Linked DNA regions of Homo sapiens: all the other regions are linked to region 1. A link is a contact called in ENCODE Hi-C or POLR2A ChIA-PET data. All regions are on one chromosome and are shown on one strand. The core of a region is the stretch at or near the end of the contact, and the rest is flanking DNA. Distances in the headings are between cores, read along the strand shown.

Region 1 (4,241 bases), core at 1,049-3,548:
TCTTACATAATACTCTAAAATGAATTTCTGTGCTGCTTTTTAACTTTCTACCGTTGGCTACCAAGTTATAACCCGAGAGTACTGTTCTGAGCTACATTGCATCTTCCCCAAATTTATATGTTGAAGTCCTAACCAGCCAGTACCTCAGAATGTGATTGCATTTGGAGATAGGGTATTTAAAAAGGTCATTGCATTAAAACGAGGGCACATAGAGTGGGCCCTAATCCAAAATAACTGGTCTCCTTATAAGAAGAAGAGATAAGGACACAGACAAAGACAGAAGGAAGACCATGTGAAATCACAGAGAGAAGACAGCCACCTACAAGCTAAGGAGGGAGGCCTCAGCAAAAAACAACTCAGCTGACACCTTGATCTTGGACGTACAGCCTCCAGAATTGAAAGAAAATAAATTTCTGTTATTTAAGCCAACTTTATTATGGCAGCCCTAGCAAACCAATATAAGTATCAATCTCCATTGCAAGTGAAGTATTGCTGTAATAAATAACACACAATTTCATTGTGTATGTACCATCTCCAAGTAAACTGGAAACTTTTTGATGTTCGTGAATGTGACTTTTATTCCTTGGACCATCTCATAAAAAAAGCACCATTTATATACATAATAGATGCTCAGTAAATATTTAAAACCCATTTCTTAAACTGCAGGATATATGAAGACCTCTTTGTCTTCCTCTATTTCAGGGTTTCAGCCTTATTGACATTTTGGACTGAATAGTTCTTTGTTGTAGAGGACTGTCCTGCATGTTGTAAGACATTTAGCAGCTTCCTGGGACCTCCCACTAGACACCAGTGGTACAAACCCCCTTCCCATTGTTGTGAAAACCAAAAATGTCTCCAGACATTGTCAAACCTCCCCTGAGATTCAAGCCACTCCTGGTGGAGGACTGATCTATTGTAGCCATTTCTTTTTCTCCTCTTCTTGGATATTCTGTTTCAAGTATTATACAAATCTGGAGATTCCTTAGAGATATGTATTATGAATCCTGAGCATCATCAGGGTAACAAGAAATAAGGCCAAATTTATTGGGGGAGGGTGGCTGGTGCACCTCTGATTATGATTTGGTAGGGCTATTTTGTCAAATCTGGCCTGTAGAAAGAAGTCTCTATAGTAGGACAAGACCAAAGAAAAGACTAAAAATGTCAAGACGGTGGTTTCTGCTGAGTCAGAAGCCCAGGCCTCTCTTCCCAAGATTTCACCTCCTGGACACTGGTCACTAGCTAGGATCAACACAGGCAAGGAGTTATTTCTATCTCCAGTAGGATTGACTATTTTAAATGATTTGCGGATTCAGCCATTTCATAGCAAACAAATCCCACATCACAAAAACCACCAGGGAAATTGCCACTAATGAGTATGCTTGTTAACGACCTTAGTAAAGAAGGCAAGAAGGCAGTGGCTGAAACGGCTGGGCCCCAGAACTGTGGTCTCCCCTCTGAAGCTGGCCTCACACCCTGAGGCTGAGGTTAGTGTGAGAAGACAGTGTGACCTCTCACTTCCTACGCACCTCCCTCCTGGAGAACCATCTCAGGACCTCAGGATTGGCCTCTGGATCTCACCAACTAGTGCCCATGACTTTCATGGGTGTAAAAATAAAATTATGGTGGTAAAGCTCATGGGGTCATCCCATCTACTAAGAATCTGAAAGACTGATGGGTCATGCTTTGTGGCCCAAAACCACAATCTAGTCTGATGGTTCCATTGCCTCTGCCATCTGATATGATATCACACGGAGGGAAGAGGCAGAGCCTAGGAATAAGGCAGCCTGGAGCCAGATTATGGAGGGCTCCATGCCAAAAATACTAAATATAGATTATTTCTGGACTCATAAACTTCCCATGCCAAGAAGTCATTTTCTCTGATGTTTGTGGGGGAAGCATGGACATGGTATTGAAGACACCAGTGATTTAGTTAAATCACAGGAAACTCCTATAATCCCTGTGCTACTAGAATTCCCAGCAATACGTTTATGTAAGTAACTATAACATGAGATAATAAAAAGCTACCTAGAGAGAAGAAGAAGAAGCCCAAAACTCTTCAAGTCTCTTTAGAAGCAAAGGAAGTACTTTTCTGATGCAAAGCTTCGTAGCAGATATAGTAACACTTTCCGTTTCCACTTTCTGAATTACTCATCTCACTATTTACCATCCCAGAGTTACCAAGGGTAACAGTGAGACAAAAATGTACCCCCACTGGGACTAAAAAGGAAGTCTGGGTTGTATTTCACACCTGCTCCCTCTCCTTCAGCTCTGCATTGGGTGACAGATGCAAAACTCCTTCAGATTTGACTAAAGGTAACCCACACTCCTGGAGTTTGAGTGAATACCCACAAGCCACAGGCTAAATATGTCAGAGGGAGTTTTATAGGGGTTCCCACAGCTTCCCCATTTCCTTCCAGCTAAGTAACATGGTGCCCAGGGTTCTTTTGGTGCAGTGCAGCTTGGAGATTTGATATACGCAAAGGGGTGCATCTGTTTCCAGAAGGGCATAGTTAGCTGCCATTGGCCATCATGCTCGACACAAACTACTCCGCGTTCACATCATCACAATTTACATTATCTTCTATATCATTTTCTGTGACACATTAAATTCCCCATGCAAAAGCCATTTTCCTATCTCTTTCCTTTGCTAGAAAAAGAAGTCAATAATGACCACATTGCTTAGTGCTTACAATAGTTTTATTGCTTTTGTACTAGGTTATGATAGACACTGCACAGACATTTTAATTCCATTTAACAAAAATAAAACAGAAATACAACTTTCAAAATGAAATTGAGTACTGGCTAGGCACAGTGACTCACGTGTGTAATCCCAACTCTTTGGGAGGTCAAGAGCAGGGAGTTCAAAACCGGCTTGGGCAACATAGTAAGACCCAATTTCTACAAAAATAGAAAATTAGCTTGGCATGGTGGCATGCTCCTACAGTCCTAGCTACTCAGGAGACTAAGGCAGGAGGATTCATTGAGCACAGATGTTCGAGGCTGCAGTGAGCAAGGATGGGACGTACTGTATTCCAGCCTGGGCAACAGAGCTAGACCCTGTCTCAAGAAAGAAAGACAAAGGGGGTGGGGGGAGGAAGGAAGGAGGGGAAGGAAGGAAAAAAGGAAGGAGGGAAGGAAGGGAGGGAGGGAGGGAACCAAGTACCAGTGCTGAGGACATGTAATATACTAAAAGAGCCTATAATGTGAATTTGAACTTTGTCTGCCACCTTGAAAAAGAGTAATAGAGAAGTCTTTTTTTTTTTTTTAACATATGCTGTGTCTCACAAGCCCTTCATCCAATGGGAAAACAGCAAGTGTGGAAAATTTAGAACACATCTAGTATTAGGGCATAGCCCAAGTTGCTGTAGCAAAGTTACACAAAACACAGTGCCTCAAGCAGAATGGAAAAATATTTCCTTTTAACAGAGGAGCACATAGGTTGTGGGTAAGGCAAGGCCAAGAAGCTGACTCTGCTCCATGAGGTCCTCCAGGGACCCAGGATCATCTTCTGTTTTTAAAAAAAATTAAATCTAATTTCTATAGAGCCAAATACACTTTTCCAAGTGTTTCCACTTGTTGCCCTAGCAACATTCCCTAGAATGTTGCTCTTATCTGCAGCACCTCCTCTTTATTCTGCCCCAAAGGAAGGGTAAAAGAGAGTACAGAGCAATCAGTTTCTTTTTAAAGGGTATTAGCAAGAAGTTGCAACTCACATCCCATTGGCCAGAATTTAATCACATATCTAGCTTAAGTTACCCCAGGAAAAGGAGTTTGTGTGCCCAATTAGAACTTGGAAGATTATAATACAAAAAGGATAAAGGGGGAAATGAATACGATTACTATATGCCACAACATCAAAATCTTTACAAAGCTTGGGGATTGGATTCTTTTCTAATATCTTTCAACAAATGAGAATATAGTACTGGAACGCAATTTGCAAACAACACAGCAAAAGTTTCATGCAATGATAGTCACTTCTGGCATCTTTGTTGTTAATTTTTGTCTATTACTTCGTTCCACTTTTTTGCAAAGATTGGAATCAATTAAAAGCATGAAATTGTCTGTCAAATCTGAGAGACTGATCCCAGATAGTATCTTTGTTATTTCCCTTTAGCACAATCCAAAATTTATTTTCAATGACTCTGGCAATCATAAAATGAAGAAGTCTGTGAAGCAAGAACACTCCAGCCCAAAGCATTTCTGCAGTGTTTGGCAAGGGTCTACAATTCAAGGTTATCTGG
Region 2 (4,241 bases), core at 1,016-3,515, 1.4 Mb after region 1:
AAGTTCTGTTAATATAGATATAAAGGTACCAGTAGGAAATCTGGGCTTTTCTTGCTTTCTTTGCCACTAACTGGCTGTGTGTCCTTGGACACATCAGAATGCTCTAGGCCTAAATTCTTTTTTCTTTTCAGTGAATATGTTGTCCTAGGTAATCCTTAGATCTTTTTCAGCTCTAATATCCTGTGATTTCACACTTTTAGATTGAGAATGGGCAAACTTTGGAAGACTGTGTGCAGTTTATCTTCATACCACTGACTTCATTTCTGCTGGGAGCTAATATAGAGCCTTCTACCATGTTATAATAGAAAACAGATTTTTTAAAAGACCAAACTATGGTCAATCACACAGGAATTCAGTCATTACAGATTATGGGTTTATTGCTTGCTTCTCATTTCTACTTGGTATAACTTCACTTCTTTTCTCTCACTTTCTTACTCTGTTTTCTTTCATTTCTGTTATATTTTTTCAATGGTTTTTCCGAATATTGCATTTCTTACCATGACTATCTGTATATACTGAAAAGAGCCCTTTTATTAGGTTACCACATCTTGTGAAAGTTCTTTCTGTTCAGTTACTTGGTGTCTAGAGTTACTGTAGCATTCCAGTTTTTTAGATACTGCCAACCTACAAACATGCCATATGTACATAAACAGACACAGTCTGAATTACATACTTCATTAGAGAAGTCATTCAACCACGTCATTGCTTTAAGCTGGTATATTTCACCTTCTTTATCCCAGAATTGTCTGATCTAAAACCTTTTTGTTTGATTGATTCTCTTTATTAATTTTCTTTCTTTTTTTTTTTTTTTTTTTTGAGACAGAGTCTTGCTCTGTTGCCCAGGCTAGAGTATAGTGGCGTGCCTCGGCTTACCACAGCTTCTGCCTCCTGGGTTCAAGCAATTCTCCTGCCTCAGTCTCCCAAGTAGCTGGGATTACAGGCACTCACCACCATGCCCAGCTAATTTTTTTTTTGTGTTTTTGGTAGGGACGGGGTTTCACCATGTTGGTCAGGCTGGTCTCGAACTCCTGACCTCAGGTAATCTACCCGCCTCGGCCTCCCAAAGTGCTGGGATACAGGCGTGAGCCACGGCACCGGACTATTTATTAATTTTCACCATAAACAGTTGGTACCATAGTAACTTAAAAGGAGAGCAGTGATTTTCGGCCGGGTGCTGTGGCTCACGCCTGTAATCCCAGCATTTTGGGAGGCCGAGGCGGGTGGATCACAAGGTCAGGAGATCGAGACCATCCTGGCTAACACGGTGAAAGCCCGTCTCTACTAAAAAATACAAAAAATTAGCCGGGCGTGGTGGCGGGCGCCTGTAGTCCCAGCTACTCAGGAGGCTGAGGCAGGAGAATGGCGTGAACCCGGGAGGCGGAGCTTGCAATGAGCCGAGATGGCGCCACTGCACTCCAGCCTGGGCGACAGTGAGACTCCCACTCAAAAAAAAAAAAAAAAAAGAGCAATGATTTTCTAAAAATATATTTATGAATTCGTGGGTTTAATATCCTTGTGTCTAAAAACCTTTCTGAAGGAATCTTAAATTTACATTCAATCAGTGATCAATTTTGACTATCATATTTTTTTTAGTACCTGAAATCTTCTATAATAAATTAAACAAGTAGCCATTTGAAGTGGTTGTAGTAGCTAGTAGTGTGGCTGAGGGTTTTGTGTTTACCATCAGTGAAGTCATTTTGTTTGGAATGAGGCATAATGGGACTCTGTGTTAGGGAAGCTTGCCAGAGTGAAGTCCTCGCCTTGAAGCAGCAGGATTTGTTAAAAAGACGCCAAACCTTGAAGCACTGGAATAGAATTACAGTTTTGTTGACAATGGGCTATAATGTTCTTTTTCTGGAGTCTAGCAAATAGCTATGGTAATAGAGACTTCCAGGGAGTACAGAAATGACCCTTAAGGAATTATTAGTTACCTAGCATGCACCTGTTACATATTTCTTGCATATACTTACAGCGCTAAAGAAGCTAATGTTAATTCAGTGCATGTTATGTGCCAAGTATTCTGCACATGCATTTTTGCATCTACACAACAGCTCTAGGTTTTGGTATTACTTTACCCGTTTTACAGAAGGAAGAGACTTGAGACTGACACCTATTTTATGGAAAGAGGGGACTGAGACACCAAGCAAGTAACTTGTCCAGTCTTCTGTCACACTGCAGAAGATTGGCACCCAATCGGTCTGACTCCAGAGCCTGTTCTCTGAACTGCTTTGTGTTACTATTTTACTTTAACTCCAAAGCTTATTTTGGGGATGACAGGTTAGGAACCTTGTTGCTAAGTATTCCTGTGGCATGTCTCCTTGGAGAATAAGAATATGGTCCTCACCCAATTAAGAGACATCTGAGCCAGCCTAAGATTTTTTTATTATCTGGTAGATGTCTGCCTGGATGCCCTCTGAAAACTGTGCAAATAAGTTGACCGCTTATGTCTGTGTGATGAAGAAGTAGTTTCACTTATGTTTTTCCTTGTTACTTTATAAAGACTGACACTTTGAAAAAAACATGTTTGAGAACTATTAATACAGCAGAGTGCTTCCTGACTATAATAGATAATTAAGGATGGGTAAATTTAAACAAGTTTTAAATTTACTGAGGACCTTTCAATTTGTTAGGTTAGAACAGAAGCCTTTTTTCTAATCCGAGTGCCCATATTTTTTTTCCATCTAAGACCGTATTTGAGGAATTAGATGATGCATTTAGTTTTGGACATGTTTTTTACACACTGACTTCAAGGGGCACTGATGTAGACTTGTCTTATAGTTTAGTGACTGGATTTGGAGCTCAGAAGCTGAACCTAGAGATGGAGATTTTAAAAATTTTTTACATATGCGTTTACTTAATCTGTGTTATAAACTGTTATAGCAGAAAGGACTTTGGTGGATTTTAGAGGCCCAGCTGTATATTACAGTTTTAGAGAGAGTCCTGATTTAGGAAACAAGAATTCTAGTTTTAGTTCTGTTTTGCTTGTAGACCGTGAGAACTTGACCACCCCAATTTACTAATTAAAAATGGAATCATTGATTTAGATCTTCAGTCTTGTCTGTTACTGAAAAAATTGTAAGATACCTGGGCTTTGTAATCAAAGATTATAAGAATCTTTGATATCTACAGGTGCTCCCTCTGGATCAGGTATCAGAAAATGTATTCTCAAGAATCACCTTGATGCAGAAGAGTATATAAGTACACAGGGGAGAGGAAGAGGAGCAGGAAAGATGACAGAGAATCAAAGACATGATTGAGCCAGTAAAATGCTTTTCTTTGCTTACACATTTTCAGTTTGTGGACTTCTCTATAGAAATAAGCAAAAGCTACATGCCAGAGCAAAAGTGTCTTTTTCTGCTGCAATAAGTGGCTTAGTGATTGTGGGGAGCCATTTCAGTTTTGATTTATTACTGTTAGTTGTTAGTATGTATAAGGTGTGGGTATGTTGGTTGCTTATCCTGATTTTTTAGATTTCTGAAAGACAACTGTTAAAGCACAGTAGCAGTGTGGAAGTGCTGGTACGAAAAGGTACATGACAGCAGTGGAAAAGAAAGTGAAACTTAAATTTACCTAGACGTATTCACACTGGCCATTGGCACAATGTCATTTTGCATTTATGAACAAATGGGTTTTGAAATAGCCTTCTGGAACCTAATCTTTTACAGAGAAACTTCTGTATCAGCAAACATCCCTTGATTCTGGTTATGTTTTCTTACTCTCGTTTTTCAAGCTTGTGATAATAGTTTCCTCTTTATCAGAAGTATATCAGTTATTCTTTTTTAAATAAAGGATATTTGTAGAAATAGCTTAAATATCTAATGATATTTATTTATTGAACACAGAGTCTCATTCTGTAATGCAAGCTGGAGTACAGTGGCAATCATGGCTCACTACGGCCTTGAACTCCTGGGCTCAAGTGATCCTCCTGCCTCAGCCTCCTGAGTAGCTAGGATCACAAATGCACACACACCAACACAGCCAACTAATTTTTTATTTTTTGTAAAGACGAGGTCTTGCTATGTTGCCCCGGTTGGTCTTGAATGTGTAGTCTCAAGTGACTCCTTCCCCACCAGCCTGCTAAAATGCTGGTGTTACAGGTGTAAGCCACCATGCCTGGCCTGATAAGATATTTAAAACAGTATTTGTCATCAATATAATCCTTTTTGTCATCACTGTGGGCACACAGGTTTGGGAGGTACAGAAGAAATTTTAGACAATGGTTATTTCCCCAGAAGAGGTTT
Region 3 (4,241 bases), core at 827-3,326, 1.3 Mb after region 1:
GTGACCTGTGTGGTTTTAAAAATTCATGGTATTTATTTATAAGGATAGCCTAGGTAAAATAGTGAAGAACTTTAGCAACTATCCAAAAAGACCAAAACATCAAAAAAAAATCCAAATCCTAAACACCTTGCAGGTAACAGGAAATAAATGTCTACAGAAGAAATCCACAGCATTGTTAAAATATGAGACTACTATTCTTTGTGCATCCAACTTTGCCAAGTAAAAACGGTATCAACATAAAATATATTTAACAGATACCCTAGTGTTTATGTGGTATGTACATAGTATTTTGACATGCAAGAGGGGAGAAAAATCAGCGGTGTGCTTTTTGCTTTACATCTTCAAAACTGGATCTCAACTATGAGACAGACTAACAACATACCTAACAGAGTTGTTACTTTGTTTCATGAGAAAGGAAATAATGGTGTTCTTTCAAATTTAAGCATCTAAAGATACACAGCTCTGCATTAAATACACTTGATTATTTCTAGACCACAAAATATACAAGAAAAACTAAACATGTTGCTTTTATTTTTTAAGGGCTTTCCACAATTCTTTGGGTATGACAGTATTATGAACACCACCATTATAATATAGGTGCTTCATAACATGAATGATATGACCAACTCATTGCCCATTTCCCAAAAGGCCACAGAGAAATAATTTAATATATAATCAAAGTCAGGTTGATGAAAAGGAAGAAGGCTCACAGCTTTCATAGGGGACTGAGAAGACAGAAATCTTCTGATGTTTTGAAAATGCAAGAGCAATGTACATAAAAGTGCTTTGTAAACTGAGTTTACATCAAAAAGGAGCACTTCATTCAACACAATTATTATTAGAATCTCTAACAGCGGAATTATCATACAGGCCTATTGTCTGCTATCCAGCACTTGCAGTAATCACAGAATTTCTTTGGCTGTGACTTCCAGTAGTCCGCCCTGAAAAAGAGAGACAACAAGGCTAAGCTCATGTAAAACTTAAAAAAGGTTAAATTCTGCATGCTTTACAGTTTTTAAAGTTTGAAATATATGCCCCTGCTACTGAATCTTGTCTTGTTATGTATAGTCGTTTTATTATTTATCTGGTTGGAGCACAGTCAATTGAAATTCTGTTGCCAGCGGAGTAGAAAAAGTCTGTATCTGATTCATTACAAAACTCCCTTCAATAAAATGGCTTTCAAAAATTCCTCACTTGTTATCGTCATCGTTATGAAAAACTAAGGAACATCTTAGAAGAACATTTATCCTTTCTGGCTTTGGGGGAGGTTGCTGTAATGGAAACCTGAAGAAACTCATAAAGTTTGCCTTAAATCAAGTTATTCCCACCAAGAGAACAACGTACAAGACTACTCTGGGGAAAACTGTAGTTCCTCCCAGACTCTCAGTTAAAACAAACTGTTCTTGAGCCTCAAGGCAAGAGAGAACTGGAAAAGCCATGGGACTTCGTAGACGGCCGACAAAAAAAAAAAAAAAAAAAAAAAAAAAACCATTACGCTATCCAGGGCTGGCCGCTTCCAGTGGGCGGGGGAGGCCGCAGCCCAGCCCTAGTTTCACAATACCCTAGGGTTCAGGGGCTTCGGAAACCCAAGGGGTGCATGCGACCCCCGACAGCGTCGTAGAGAGAGCACTGCGTCGCTTCACCCGCGGCCGTCCAACCAGCCCCCTGAACCGGCCGCCGGCCTCCCCCTAGAGCCCGTGCCCCATACCCCAGGGCGTTCAGCGGGGTAACATTTCTACCCCGCCCTGAGAACCGGCCCTGCAGGTCTGGGGCCGGTCCCGAGCGAGTTAAGAACGCGTCTGTCACGCCCCCGGCCGAAGGGCGGGAGGAGAGGAGGGGAAGACCCGGGCGAGAAAGGGCGGCCCAGAGAAACAACACCTCGTTGTTCAGGGCCTGAGACCCAACTCACATGACTGCGCCAGCCGCTCTGCAAGTCGTCCAGGGTTCCACTCAGACTCGCGCTTTCCCAGCGGGACGAGTCGAGCTCTTCCAGCCGCCCGATGCCCACCCGAACCTCCCTCCGATCCAGACACCTTACTCAGTCCCCGGGACCAGCGTTCCGCTGTTCCCAACTACGGGTGCCCAGACGATCCAATCCGCGTTCGAAATCGCCTCCTCTCCCCTCCCCCTACAGGGGCGGTACTCCCGGCTCCAAAGAGGTGGGGTCGGTATAAAGGGGTTGAGGTCACCGGGAAGGGGTAAAAGCGCGACGGGACCTGAGCTGAAGGACGGGATCTCAAGCCTCAAGTCCCTGCGCCATCCCGCCGTCTCTGTGTCCTCCCCTGGGGCCCAAAACCTCCATCCTCCTTCTAGGCTCGCTGGCTCAAGGCCAAGGAGCTCAGCGCGCCGCCTCCGCCCGGAACGCAAACAGCTGTTCCCAGAGACGTCTCCGCTCTCAACTTTGCCAACTACTCCGCACGCACTTTGACCAGCGGAGCAACCGGGACCTGTGGGTCGGGGTCCTCTGGCGGAGTTAAAAAAAAAAGAGGTGAAACTGCGGGACCGGCGCTGCGAGTCGCTAGGCTTCGCCTCAAACTTTGCTGTTGCAGCGGAGCGGCCCCGCCCCTCCTCTCCCCTACGACGCCCACGCGCTCGGATGGGGCTTGTTCCCTAGCTCGGGAGCGTGTGGGCAGCAGCAGCGGCGGCGGCGGCGGCGGCGGCGGCGGCGGCAGCAGCAGCTTCAGTAGCGCAGAGGCGGCGGTGGCGAGAGGTGCGGCGAAGGAGGCAGAGGCACTTATGCTTGTCAGGTGGGTCACGGCAGTTTCTCATAGCACTTCCCATATGGTCTAGCGGTTAGGATTCCTGGTTTTCACCCAGGTGGCCCGGGTTCGACTCCCGGTATGGGAACGCTTCCTTATTTTTCTTTTTTTTTGCAACTATCGGTTTGGAGGGCTGACTTTTTAAATCTTGTGTTCTGGCTCCTTTCTTGTCCCCGTCTGGGTGAGTTTGTAGAAAATAAGCATTACTGTAGTTAGTGGCGCCAGGAGCTGGGCTGCGGCTTTTGGAGCCTCGAGTGCCACGCCGTGCCTGCTGGAGAAGCGAATGCGCTTCCGATCCTTCTCCCTCCCGCCTCCGGCTCACGGGGCTGGTGGGCCCTGAGGGAGTTTCACTTTCCCCTGGGCTGCTCCCCCGCCCCTCCGGCCCGTAGTTTTCCAGACGCCCGGGAGGTGATGATTAACTCCGGCCTTGCGTTATCTCCTCCCAGCGCCCCCGTCCGGCCCACACCCTCTTCAGCCGCTCTTGCGACTCTTCCTATGCAGGACGGGCTGACCCCCCTGCCCTGGGCGCCCCAGAGCCCGCGCCCGGACCAGTAGCTCTAGTGGTTCTCTGGCCGCAGGGTATTTACGAGGCCCCACGGAACACAGTGTGCCTTCCGCGCCCTCCCGGGGGGACGCGCTTTCCCGGCCGCGCAGCCGCCCGGCGCCCCTTTCCGCCGCGTGTGCGCTCGCGTCTCCACCCGCGGCGCCTGAGCAAGCGCGAGGCCGGCCTGCGAGGTCTTCCCAACTTGACTTAAGGGGCGCTGGTCGCAGTCACGGAAAGTACCCTCGAAAAAAGGCCTTTGGGAACGAGAATCTTTTTTCTTTCCCTTTAAAAATACACACCACGAGCTATGGAGGAGAAAAATACCACTCTGATGAGATGGCTTTAAATAAGTATATCGACTTTCCAAAGGGTCTAACATTTTGAGCGCGGTTGATTTAAAGAAAAAAATTGATTAAAACAACGGCAAAACATCCTGGGGTGGAGGTGGGGCTTGGGAAAGAGAAAATTGGCTGGAGACTGGGGAGGGGACGTTAAAACAAAGTTTCACTGTATTTTTAAATATAGAAGCCCTGTGTTTATTACAAAGAAGGGACAGCTGTGTCAGCAGCATGTGAGCTGTAAATGAAACAAAAGCGTTATCTTAAATGCAAGCTGAAATTAGAAAATAGGGTCGGCTATAATGTTTATTGGGCCTCTGGGAACAAACGAAGAAGGAAAAAGTGACTCTTGTAGATGGGTTTCTGGTCAGTGCCATTACTGAAAGCAGATGTTTTGGTTGTTAGTATGTGTGTTCCCAGACTATTTTGTAGCTTTAACTGCACAGTAAATTTGTTAATGTGATCTGCGTGATTAAGGATTAATTAGGCTTACCTTGTTAAAAAGAAAGAAAAAGCCTAAGTATTTTAAATCGTCTTCATTAATTCAAATATTTGTGTGTTTGCTACACACCAAGCACCACCACATGCTTTTGAAGTTAC

What was found. Hi-C counts contacts between places; a loop is a spot of excess contacts on that map. ChIA-PET counts read pairs that join two places held with the same protein, here RNA polymerase II (POLR2A). Pooled maps may share reads with other maps.
Region 2: a map with no recorded cell type shows a loop between it and region 1 (3-fold over the local background). The contact joins two enhancer-like sites. A Hi-C loop is called at or near these places in 1 of 37 single-sample maps with no recorded cell type and 3 of 50 pooled maps. POLR2A ChIA-PET finds 5 or more read pairs at or near these places in 1 of 52 experiments (activated CD4-positive, alpha-beta T cell).
Region 3: a map of B cell shows a loop between it and region 1 (38-fold over the local background). The contact joins the promoter of WBP4 here to the enhancer-like site in region 1. A Hi-C loop is called at or near these places in 1 of 168 maps with a recorded cell type or tissue (B cell) and 5 of 50 pooled maps. POLR2A ChIA-PET finds 5 or more read pairs at or near these places in 1 of 52 experiments (MCF 10A).

The regions. Positions count from the first base shown.
Region 1 is chr13:42,375,873-42,380,113 of GRCh38, reverse strand. No RefSeq gene overlaps it. Among named protein-coding and RNA genes, the nearest start is that of LINC02341, 47 kb to the left of the region's middle. RefSeq lists an enhancer at 2,026-2,105. Within about 2 kb of position 2,298, at least 5 of the 41 ENCODE cell types and tissues checked have a DNase peak (open chromatin) inside an H3K27ac peak, as active enhancers do; they include B cell, where a contact is called at or near this core.
Region 2 is chr13:40,984,160-40,988,400 of GRCh38, reverse strand. The region is part of intron 1 of ELF1 (E74 like ETS transcription factor 1); the gene reads left to right. Among named protein-coding and RNA genes, the nearest start is that of ELF1, 33 kb to the left of the region's middle. RefSeq lists enhancers at 3,240-3,519, 3,939-4,008. Within about 2 kb of position 2,265, at least 4 of the 41 ENCODE cell types and tissues checked have a DNase peak (open chromatin) inside an H3K27ac peak, as active enhancers do.
Region 3 is chr13:41,059,344-41,063,584 of GRCh38, reverse strand. It overlaps WBP4 (WW domain binding protein 4), which reads right to left and starts at 2,076. Exons shown (of 10, transcript NM_007187.5): 1 at 1,910-2,076; 2 at 869-941. The coding sequence starts at 1,911. TRE-TTC1-2 (tRNA-Glu (anticodon TTC) 1-2) reads left to right here and starts at 2,776; the gene lies at 2,776-2,847. It also overlaps a transcript of ELF1 not described here. RefSeq lists a silencer at 3,282-3,461.